2 separate regions of the Homo sapiens genome follow, and region 1 is linked to region 2. Evidence: chromatin contacts called from ENCODE Hi-C data. All regions are on one chromosome and are shown on one strand. The core of a region is the stretch at or near the end of the contact, and the rest is flanking DNA. Distances in the headings are between cores, read along the strand shown. Region 1 has its middle 25 kb from the start of VDAC1. Region 2 overlaps LOC105379178 (a long non-coding RNA gene).

Region 1 (6,130 bases), core at 1,987-4,486, 920 kb before region 2:
CTTGAGCATATACATGTATATTTTCTTTCTCTTTTTCCCTCTCCTCTCTCTCGTTTCCTCTCCTCTCCTCTCCTCTCCTCCCTTCCCGTCCCCTCCCCTCTCCTTTTTTGAGATGGGGCTCTCACTCTGCCCCCAGGCTGGAGTGCAGAGGTACAATCATAGCCTTGACTTTCTGGGCTCAAGCAATCTTCCTGTCCCAGCCTCCTGAGTAGCTGGAACTACAGGCATGTACCACTGCACCTGGCATTATTTTGTTTTATTTTGTAGAGAAAGAGTCTCACTCTGTTGCCCAGGCTGGACTTGAGCTCCTGGCCTCAAGTGATCCTCCTACCTCGGCTGCCCAAAGCATTGAGATTACAGGTGTGATCCACTGCTCCTGGCTTTATTTCTTTATATCCTCTTCTTTCTTACATGAAAAGGAGCATACCATACATACTCTTTTGTATTTTTCTCTTTCCAGTTAATATCTCTTGGGAATCAATTTGTATTCGTTTCCTCTTTCTATTTATAGCTGCATACTACTCCATTGTGGGGTCATACCGTGGCTCATTCAACCATTCTTCCATGCATGGACATTTAGATAATTTCCAGTATTCAGCAATTATAAACAATTTTGCACAGAATAATCTTGCACATGTATGCTTTGTAATGTTGGAGGTGTATCTTCAGAGTGAAATCCTAGGAGTGGGTTGGTGGGTCAAAGGTAAGTGCAGATGTGGATTTGTTAGGTAATATATTGGTTTCCTATTGCTGCTGTAACAAATTACCATACATTTATTGGCTTAAAACCACACACATTCATTGTCTTGCTGTTCTTGGGCCACAAGTCTGAAATGGTTTAACTTGACCAGAACCAAGGTTTGTCAGGGTTTGTCTGAGCCTCTAGGAGAGAATCTGTTTCCTTGCCTTTTCCAGTTTCTAGAGCTGTACTCCTTGCATTCCTTGGCTCTTAGTCTCTTCCTGTGTCTTCAAAGCCAGCAGAGTAGCTTTTTTTTTTTTTTTTTTTTGTGAGGCAGAGTCTCGCTCTGTGGCCCAGGCTGGAGTGCAGTGGCACAATCTTGGCTCACTGCAACCTCCACCTCCCGGGTTCAGGCAATTCTCGTGCCTCCCAAGTAGCTGGGACTACAGGTGCATGACACCACACCCAGCTAATTTTTTTGTTCTTTTTTTTTTTTTTTTTTGAGATGGGGTCTCGCTCTGTCACCGAGGCTGGAGTGCAGTGGTGTAATCTCGGCTCAATGCAACCTCCACCTCCCAGGTTCAAGCGATTCTCCTGCCTCAGCCTCCCAAGTAGCTGGGATTACAGGCACCTGCCACCATTCCCAGCTAATTTTTGTATTTTTAGTAGAGATGGGGTTTCGCCATGTTGGCCAGGCTGGTCTGAAACTCCTGACCTCAAGTGATCCGCCTGCCTCAGCCTCCCAAAGTGCTGGGATTATGGCATGAGCCACTGCGCCTGGCCTAATTTTTTGTATTTTAGTAGAGATGGGGTTTTGAGGCTGGTCTTGAACTCCTGAGCTCAGACAATCCACCTGCCTCGGCCTCCCAAAGTGCTAGGATTACAGGTGTGAGCCACTGTACCCGGCCCAGAGTAGCATCTTACTTTCCTGGTCACATTGCATTCTGTATAGAATCTCCTGTCTCCCTCTTATAAACAGACTTGTGATTGCATTTAGGGCCTCCTGGGATAATTTCCCTATTTCAAAATTCTTATTTTGTGTCAGCAAAGTCCCTTAAGCCATACAAGGCAGCATTCACAGATTCTGAGGATTAGGACCTGTATATCTTTGGGGGTCAGTATTTAGTCTACCACAGGTAACACATTTTTTTTTTAACTAAGTAAATTTAATCCCTGTAGACTTACTCTAAGTCTTCATTTTCCCATATATGAAAGGTAGGGATAAAACCAGGAGGTCTTCAATGTTCCTTACTGTCTAAAATCCTATGTTGGATTTAGTTCTTTCTTGATCAGCTGGAATGGACTGCAAATGGCTTCTTCCAAGGTTAATGATCCCCACACCAGGTGGTCATCCAGGACCACCTGAGGGCAAAAGTGTGAGGTCCCTGTAGTCTGTCTCATGAGTGGCAAGTGATGGTAATGGAAGTGGTAGCTGTAACATTACTGTTGTTGGGTCCCTTGGGATCCCTAGGGAAGGGGCCTTGTTCCAGCAAATCTAGGCATAATTCATGATTCTAGCACAAACAGAAAGCTGCAGAGAGGCTGGGAGCAGTGGCTCACGGCTGTAATCCCAGCACTTTGGGAGGCCAAGGTGGGCAGATCACTTGAGGTCAGGAGTTCAAGACCAGCCTGACCATCATGGTAAAACCCCTAAAAAACCCCTACTAAAAATACAAAATTAGCCAGATGTGGTGGCAGAGGCCTGTAATCCCAGATTCTCAGGAGGCTGAGGCAGGAGAATCACTTGAACCTGGGAGATGGAGGTTGCGGTGAGCTGAGATCGCTGTCACCACTGGACTCCAGCTTCCAGCTTGGGCGACAGAGTGAGACTCCATCTCAAAAAAAAAAGAAAGAAAGAAAGAAAGAATGCTGAGGGGAAAACTTTTCTACCCTTACTGAAACCTGCTGGTCTGAGCTTTCTTATTATTAGAGCTTTCAAACAGAACCTTGTGAGGAGGTGAGCTCTCTGCCACTGGAAGTTCTGAATGACTAGGAGATTTTGCAGAAGGCTCTATGCATTACTGGGGCCTCCCTGTCCAACATGATGGGCACTAGCCATATGTGCTATGTAATGCTTATTTCATATTAACATTTTTTTCTCTTTTTTTTTTTGAGATGGAGTTTCACTCTTGTTGCCCAGGCTGGAGTATAATGGCACGATCTTGCTCACCGCGGACCTCCACCTCCCAGGTTCAAGCGATTCTCCTGCCTCATCCTCCCAAGTAGCTGGGATTACAGTCAAGCACCACCACGCCCGGCTAATTTTGTGTTTTTAGTAGAGATAGGGTTTCTCCATGTTGGTCAGGCTGGTCTCAAAGTCCTGACCTCAGGTGATCCACCAGCCTCAGCCTCCCAAAGTGCTGGGATTACAGGTGTGAGCCACCGTGCCCGGCCTTTTTCCTTTTTCTATTGAAATAATTATAGATTTCCAGGAAGTTGCAAAAAGTAGTTGAGAGAGGTCTCACGTACCTGTCACCCAGTTTTCCCAAGGGGTTACATTTTACATTACTGTAGCGCAATATCAAAACCAGGAAGTTGATGTTAGTACAATGTGTGTGTATAGTTCTGTGCCATTTTCTCACATGTGTAGATTTATGTAACTACCACCTAATCGTGATACAGAACTATCCCAGCATCTCAAAGACCTCCCACAGGCTATCCTTTTATAGTCACTCCCACCGCCCTTTTCCCACCATCCCTAACCCTTGGTAACCACTAATCTGTTTTCTATCTCCCTACTTTTGTCATTTCAAGAATGTTACATAAATGGAATCCTACACATGTGCTATTTAAATGTCAAGTTTAATTTATTAAAATTAAATCAAATTAAAAAGTTAGTTCCTCAGTCATATCAGCCACATTTTGAATGCTCAATAGCCACGTTTGCCTAGTGACCATCAAATTGCACAGCACAGATGCACGGCTGTTCTATCATTGCAGAAAGTTCTATTGGAAAGTGCTGCTTTAGGGAATAAGACCAGATCTGTGGTTCACAAATGCTGATTCATAAGCCCAATTACCCAACAGTGTGACAAAATACAGATTCCTGAGTGTATTACTTATATATTGTGGCATAATAAATTACCCCAAAGTGCAGTGGCTTAAAACAATGATCAACCTTTATTACCCCACATATTTTCTGTAGGTCAGGAGTTCTTGGGTGACTCAGCTGTGCTGTTAGGCACAGAGTCTCTCATGAAGCTGCAATCAAGAGGTTGGTCAGGGGCAGCCATCTGAAGGCTTCGCTGGGGCAGAAGGAGCCTCCTCCAAGGTGGCTCACTCACATGGCTGGCCAGTTGGTGCTAGATGTTAGATGGGCACCCACTTCTGTTTGCCTAGGACTAAGAGGTTCCCTAGGATGTGGGACTTTCAGTGTGAAAACTGGAACTGTCCTAGACAAACCAGAACGATTGGTCACCCTACTGCTGCTAGGAGGGCTCAGTTCCACCCAACATGGGCCTCTTCCAGGGCTGCTTGAGTGTCCTTATGACATGGCCGCCATCTTTTCCTAGGATGAGGGATCCAGGAGAGTGCTGTGGTCCACATTCAAGGACAGGGGAATTAGCAACTGCCTTCTGAAGGGAGGATTGTCAAAGAATATGTGGACATATTTTAAACCTTCCATACTGTCCCATCTGATTGGGCAGATGATACAGGGCCTAGGAATCTGTACTTGGCTGAGGGATCAATGATCCCTGATGTACAGTCACATTTGCCTACCAGTGGTTTGGCTGGCCGCAAGGTCCCTTCCCACTGTGAAATGACGGTCATCCCACCTACCTCAGGAGGCATTCACGGGAGGGAAGGAGGAGGAAGAGCAATGCCAGGCCAGAGGAATTAGTGAGCTGAGCATTGTTAGATGACTGGATGTTCCCTCCCACAGAAGAAATGAACAACAGTTAGAGAACCATTTAGAAAATCCTCAGTGCAATGAAACATTGAACACTGTTATAAATGATGATCACCAAGCCTACATAGCAACATGGAAGAAAAAACTCACAATACAAAATACACACTCAGGGCAGGGTGCAGTGGCTCACACCTGTAATCCCAGCACTTTGGGAGGCCAAGGCAGGCGAATCACCTGAGGTCAGGAGTTCGAGACCAGCCTGGCCAACATGGTGAAACCCTGTCCCTACTAAAAAGACAAAAATTAGCCAGGCATGGTGGCGGGTCCCTGTACTCCCAGCTACTTGGGAGGTGGGGGCAGGAGAATTGCTTGAACCTGGAAGGTGGAGGTTGCAGTGAGCCGAGATGGCACCACTGCACTCCAGCCTGGGCAACAGAGTGAGACTCTGTCTCTAAATAAATAAATAAATAAATATATAAATGTATACACACACTCAAAGGATGGCTAAAATGCTATAGAAATACCTGGACATGGCCAGGCACAGTGGCTCATGCCTGTAATCTCAGCACTTTGGGAGGCCAAGGCAGGCAGATCACCTGAGGTCAGGAGTTTGAGAGCAGCCTGGTCAACATGGTGAAACCCTGTCTGTACTAAAAATACAAAAATTAGCAGGGTATGGTGGTGGGCGCCTGTAATCCCAGCTACTTGGGAGACTGAGGCAGGAGAATCGCTTGAACCTGAGAGGCGGAGGTTGCAGTGAGCCGAGATCACACCACTGCACTCCAGCCCGGGTGACAAGAGCGAGACTCCATCTCAAAAAAAAAAAAAAAAAAAAGTAGGCAAGATCTGGAAATGAATTTATTATACCAAAAATAACAGAGTTGCAGTCATGGTAGGTGGGCAGGGAGAAGATCACGGGTAATTGAAACAAATGAAAGTTAGTGTTGGTTGTGTTGTCTTTTCAATTAATGTGGGTGGCTCGTTCTTCAGACCTTAGCTCAGCAGTCACCTTTTCAGAGGCTTTTCCAATCTTCTTTGTTTAAGTTGGTCCCCTCTGTATTATTCTGTGTCTCAGTCCCTTTTTTGTCCCACCCTGGCACTTGTCACATTTGCAAATACTTTGTCTCTCCCTGCAGCCTGAGCTGCTGGAAGGAAGGCAGGGAGGGGCTGTCGCTCTCTTGTCCCCCATGTTCTCTCCAGGGCCCGGCACAGCGCCTGCACACCTTGCTGCTCGGGAACTGGTCATGAAGCAGTGGGTCTGAGGGAGACCTGCAGGTGAAGGAGGCAACGGGAGCCCCTCTCATGGCTGCTGATGGGGCGGGAGAGGGAGGAGGGCTGGGATCATCCTATCCAGGGGCCCCTGATCCAGGGACGTCTCAGCACTTTGCAGGCCATTGACTCTTGAGAATCTGATTGAATCAGTGTTTCTCAACCTCATCACTGTTGATATCCTGGGCTAGACATTTCTTTATAGGGCGGGGTTGGGGCCTGTCCTGTGTAAGATGCTTAGCATCACCCCTGGCCACCACCTGGCAGGTGCCAGTAGCAACACCTCTTCCCCAAAGCTGTGAAGTTAAAAACATCTCCAGATATTGTCAAAT
Region 2 (5,919 bases), core at 715-3,214:
GGAGAGCCTGGGAGCTGGTCCACAAGGAGATTCCTCCCACCCTTTCTCCTCCACCTCTCCTGTGTTGTCTCTTCTGCCCATTTTCCAGATTGGGCATTATAGAAATCTGCAAAATAAGATGACCAAGACCGAACTTGTAGACAGTGATGAATGCCAAGGGGCAATCCTCTTTGAAGGAAGGGGGGAACCCTCATACACCAAGAAATCTTGTCTTTTTTTTTTTTTTTGAGACAGAGTCTCGCTTTGTCGCCCAGGTTGGAGTACAGTGGTGCAATCATGGCTCACTGCAACCTCTGCCTCCCAGGTTCAAGCAATTCTCATGCCTCAGCCTCCCAAGTAGCTGGGATTACAGGCACCCGCCACCACACCAGGGTAATTTTTGTATTTTTAGTAGAGACGGAGTTTCACCATGTTGGCCAGGCTGGTCTCAAACCCCTGACCTCAGGCAATCCACCTGCCTCAGCCTCCCAAAGTGCTGGGATTATAGCATGAGCCACCACACCCGGCCTTCTTGTCTCTTTTATGCCATGCATATTTGGCCTCTCCACCACAAGTTAGGCAAGGAAATAAAACTGGGCCTCAGGAGCCTCACACGGAGCCCAGGCATTCTGAAGCTCTTCCTCACTTTTCTACAGCAGATGTCCAGGATTCAGAGGCAAATCGCTGCTTTCTAGGAGTCTCTACCCACAGCTACAGAACTCCACCTTGAACAGGGGTCAGTGTGTTGTTCCTGCTCCTTGCTGAAGCTACTAATAGGATCACACGAGGCTGAGTCCATTGGACTGGCTCAAGTCAAAAGGAAAGAGGGACCTCCGTTCCTCCATCCAGGTGGGATGGATTCACGTGTCACCCCAGGGGCAGGAAGCAGCACTCCCTCCCCATCCGGGGACTATGACCATGTCACACGGGAGGGCGGTACATCTTTGGTTCTTAGGTTGACTTTCTACCTTGTTCCTCTGGAGCCTGGGCTCCTGGTGGGGTAAGGACAAGAAAGGCCAGGAGGCTATGGTAACTCGGACTACTTATGTCTGGGTCAGCTACTCTGCACTTTAAAGGGCAAGTTGCACACCTGTTGTGAGCAATACCTTTGTTCTTCCTGTCTTCAGTGCCTTCCGCATGCATCATCTCACATGCCGGACAGGCCTGGTGTTACCCCCGTTTTACAGGCGAAGGAACTGAGGCTCCTATAGGTTGTCTTTCTCAGTCAAAGCACAGTCCATGATAGGCATCTCCTGGGAACTTGATAGAAATGGACTCTTCGCCGGGCATGGTGGCTCACACCTGTAATCCCAGCCCTTTGGGAGGCCAAGGCAGGTGTATCACGAGGTCAGGAATTCAAGACCAGCCTGGCCAAGATGGTGAAACCCCATCCCTACTAAAACTACAAAAATTAGCCGGGCGTGGTGGCAGGCACCTGTAATCCCAGCTACTTGGTAGCCTGAGGCAGGAGAATCGCTTGAACCCGGGCAGCAGAGGTTGCAGTGAGCTGAGCTCGCGCCACTGCACTCCAGCCTGGGTGACAGAGTGAGACTCCATCAAAAAAAAAAAAGAAAGAAAGAAAAGAAAAAAAATGGACTCTTCAGCCCCACTCTGACCTGCTGAATCAGAATCTGCATTTTAGCAAGATCCCCAGGTATACTGAGAAGCACTGGGCTGGGATCTACCTGAGGTCTGGGAGCAGTCCAAGATTCTTCTTTTTAACAGTGATGTCATACTTTGGGTGGTAAGGACCTAAGAGATTAGTAGCAAAAGGCCTACTTTCTTGCTTGAGCCCCTGCTTGCTAGCTTGAGGACTCTGTTAAACCATACTTATTTTGCTTTTAGCTACCCAGAAGGAGAGGAGGTGGCCGTCTGTGTTCTCCAAACTTCTGGGACTCCTCAAGGAGTGAAGTCTGATCTACGCACGGAACCAACCACCACGGCAAAGGAAGAGCGATGGCGCCCCCATGTGGCAACACAAGCACTGCGATTTCACACAAGACCAAATCAGAATTGGCCGGAGGGGAACGTCAGATTCTTAGGGAGTGTTACTCCAACTAATGCTACACTCAGGGCGACTTCTTGGAAGGCAAAAGCCCCATAGTCTAGCCATACAACTTTCCAGAAAAGTAGCACTCTTCAAAACAGCTGGCATTAAAATTCTTGGCTCTGCCATCCACCCGTTCTGTGAGACTCTTTCCTCATCCCCAAAAATGGAAGGTCTGATGACTTCAAAAAGAGTTTTACCGTTTTTCCCCTCATTGAAAATAATAGAAAACAGTAAAATACTGCATTTCTGCCTTCAAGTATTCACTGAGCGCCTTCTCCATTCCCTGCTTCTTGCCGGGCTGCACGGAGGCAGCTGTAACCCAGGCAGAGTCCCTCCTTCAGTTGTGGGATGTAGAAGACAAGGACAGGACCAGTCACAGAGGAAAGACCTTCACTCATGCTGCGGCCTCCTTTACCACTGCATGGGCCCTTTCAACTTTCCTAACCCAGACAGCTCACCGGCTCCTCATGGCAGCCTTACACGGGTCCTACAAAGCTCCCCACTGGCACTCCTGAAAGGTACCCTATAACTGGAACCATCCTTTTGTGGAATATATACTGACCCAGCTCATCCTTAGAAATCCTTTGCTGGGATTTACATCCTGGAAGCTGGGCCACTGACTGGTCTTCCAAGACCATCTGTTTCCAGCTTTCTCTTCTGCAAGCATTAGCTGAGTCTAATTTAAATAATAGATATTTTAAAATACATTTTAAAGTTCATGTAGAAAAAAAAATGGGAGACCTCCAGTATGTGGTGAGTAAAGGTCTGCTTACTTGTGATAAAGTACTTGCAGTGCTTTCTCTCCCTCAACTGATCCAGGACTCCAAATCTAATAGTCCATCTCGCCCTTGAAGGATGTAAACCCAGACACACTAGTGAACAGGCCCGATAAAAACACAGCTTTCTGTAGTCTTTTCTGTGTTGTGTTTGAAGCTGGCGAATGCCACTTACGAAGGGAGAGTAAAGAGTCTCTACTCACCCTGTCCTAATGACGTGTGCTGAAACTGGAGGAATAAGGTCAGGATTAGCCTGGCACTTGCCCATGGATATTGAGCAAATCTGGAAAGCATTCTGTATTTTTTTAAATACTCTGAGGTCTTTCCTTCCCTGATCCTCCAGAAATTTACACCCTCCTTTATCTTTCCAGATGTGTTGCTTGTACCTCAACTTGGCCATTTTCCCTATTTGCCTCCTAGACTGATGCTTAAGAAGTCACCTCTTTAGTTTCTACACTTCTTGCAATATCTGCTCAAAATAGCAGTTCACAAAAACAGTGGCATTCCAGGTTAGAGGGTCATGGCCCAGGGCTGCCCCAGCCAAAGCCAAGTACATCCAAGGAATGTACTGGCAACTCCAAGATTCCCAATGGTCTCAAGTAAGTGGTGGGAACCATCCCCATTTACACACAGGACACTGCCCAACCTCCTTTCTCGCAGACTGATGCCTCATTTCAGAGGCCAAGCTTCTTTTTTTTTTTTTTTTTTTGCTTTTTTTTTTTTATTTTTTTTTTTTATTTTTTTTTTTTTAATTTATTTTTTTATTGATAATTCTTGGGTGTTTCTCACAGAGGGGGATTTGGCAGGGTCATGGGACAATAGTGGAGGGAAGGTCAGCAGATAAACAAGTGAACAAAGGTCTCTGGTTTTCCTAGGCAGAGGACCCTGCGGCCTTCCGCAGTGTTTGTGTCCCTGATTACTTGAGATTAGGGATTGGTGATGACTCTTAACGAGCATGCTGCCTTCAAGCATCTGTTTAACAAAGCACATCTTGCACCGCCCTTAATCCATTTAACCCTGAGTGGACACAGCACATGTTTCAGAGAGCACAGGGTTGGGGGTAAGGTCACAGATCAACAGGATCCCAAGGCAGAGGAATTTTTCTTAGTGCAGAACAAAATGAAAAGTCTCCCATGTCTGCTTCTTTCTACACAGACACGGCAACCATCCGATTTCTCAATCTTTTCCCCACCTTTCCCGCCTTTCTATTCCACAAAGCCGCCATTGTCATCCTGGCCCGTTCTCAATGAGCTGTTGGGCACACCTCCCAGACGGGGTGGTGGCCGGGCAGAGGGGCTCCTCACTTCCCAGTAGGGGCGGCCGGGCAGAGGCGCCCCTCACCTCCCGGACAGGGCGGCTGGCTGGGCGGGGGGGCTGACCCCCCCACCTCCCTCCCGGACGGGGCGGCTGGCCGGGCAGAGGGGCTCCTCACTTCCCAGTAGGGGCGGCCGGGCAGAGGCGCCCCTCACCTCCCGGACAGGGCGGCTGGCTGGGCGGGGGGGCTGACCCCCCCACCTCCCTCCCGGACGGGGCGGCTGGCCGGGCAGAGGGGCTCCTCACTTCCCAGTAGGGGCGGCCGGGCAGAGGCGCCCCTCACCTCCCGGACAGGGCAGCTGGCTGGGCGGGGGGGCTGACCCCCCCCACCTCCCTCCCGGACGGGGCGGCTGGCCGGGCGGGGGGCCGACCCCCCCACCTCCCTCCCGGACGGGGCGGCTGAGGCCAAGCTTCTTGACCAAGTACTCAGCACCTGCAGCCTCACCTCAAGCCCCTTCACCCCACCCAGCTCCCACCCTACTGAAGCATCTAACCCTGCTGGCCACTGCCACATCTCACATCTCTAGCTCCCTTCCTCCCAACATGCTTTATGCATCATAACTCCTCTCTGGCAGTTCCTTCTTTCAAAGCTTTTACTTCCTCTTCCTAACACATCTCAACACAAGCCTTCATCCCGTCAATGAGGAACACGACTCCAGCCCCAAAAGCTTCCATCCACACCCACCTGGAGCTTCGATGTCTCAACCCCACCCAGGAAAACTTCTCAATCTAAACTCCCACCACATCTCCAATGACTCAAGACTAGAAGCTCCACATGTACAATCATATCCCGTATTCTAGGTTTGAAACCTTGGAGCCATTCTTCTTAAAACACACTTCTAGTTTTCTTAACATTATAAAATTCCTAAATGCTTTTATTAGTGACAGGAGGCGGTGGGGGGTAGGGGCTTGTCTCCCCATGTTGCCCAGGCTGGTCTTGAACTCCTGGACCCAAGAGATCCTCCCACTTTGGCTGGGATTACAGGCATGAGCCACCATGCCTGGCCCTAAATGCTTATTGTAGCAAACTCTGAAAACAGAAACAAGCAAAAATAAACAATCACCCACAATCCCACCCTAAAAACCACTTCATCTGGGAAAATCCTTCTGGCTTTTTTATTGCAAACCCATTTAATGTTCTTTCAAAACATGAGAGGCTATGTAGTTTTATAACCTACATTGTGTGTGTAAAAATGTAGGCCAGGCATGGTGGCTCACACCTGTAATCCTGGCACTTTGGGAGGCCAAGGTGGGCAGATCACAAGGTCAGGAGTTCGAGACCAGCCTGGCCAATACAGTGAAACCCTGTCTCTACTAAAAATACAAAAATTAGCAGTGCGTGGTGGCGCACGCCTCCAGTCCGTTACTCGGGAGGCTGAGGCAGAAGAATCACTTGAACCCGGGAGGCAGAGGTTGCAGTAAACCAAGATCCCGCCACTGCACTGCAGCCTGGGTGACAAAGCGAGACTCCATCTCAAAAAAAAAAAAAAAAAATACACACCTTTCTGTTAAAGCCACTTAAAATTATTGAAATAGATCAAGTGTACATGAGTACACTATCAAGTCAGATCAAAAAACAAGCATCACCAAGCCTCACATCATGTTGTCACTACTCCACAAAGAGTAACTACTATCCCAACTTCTAAAGCATGGTTTTCAGCTGGAACCATGCTTACATCTTCCCTCTTCCTGCAGGTACCAAAACCAGCAATTTTCCCCTTCATTTGGCTGTCCCCTCAAAGGTGGACTAAGTCCCACTACCTCCAACAACCCCCAGGCCCCCTGTGCCCCTGCAAAGCA

What was found. A loop is a pair of places that touch in the nucleus more often than their neighbours do. Pooled maps may share reads with other maps.
Region 1: a pooled map shows a loop between it and region 2 (3-fold over the local background). The contact joins two enhancer-like sites. A Hi-C loop is called at or near these places in 6 of 168 maps with a recorded cell type or tissue (A673, B cell, PC-9 and 3 more) and 19 of 50 pooled maps.

What each region holds. Positions count from the first base shown.
Region 1 is chr5:134,027,002-134,033,131 of GRCh38, reverse strand. It overlaps a transcript of VDAC1 not described here. Among named protein-coding and RNA genes, the nearest start is that of VDAC1, 25 kb to the right of the region's middle. RefSeq lists an enhancer at 2,372-2,471. Within about 2 kb of position 3,236, at least 2 of the 41 ENCODE cell types and tissues checked have a DNase peak (open chromatin) inside an H3K27ac peak, as active enhancers do.
Region 2 is chr5:133,107,421-133,113,339 of GRCh38, reverse strand. It overlaps LOC105379178 (a long non-coding RNA gene), which reads left to right. Exons shown (of 3, transcript XR_948792.2): 3 at 1,825-2,272. Among named protein-coding and RNA genes, the nearest start is that of HSPA4, 58 kb to the right of the region's middle. RefSeq lists an enhancer at 4,774-4,823. Within about 2 kb of position 1,964, at least 2 of the 41 ENCODE cell types and tissues checked have a DNase peak (open chromatin) inside an H3K27ac peak, as active enhancers do.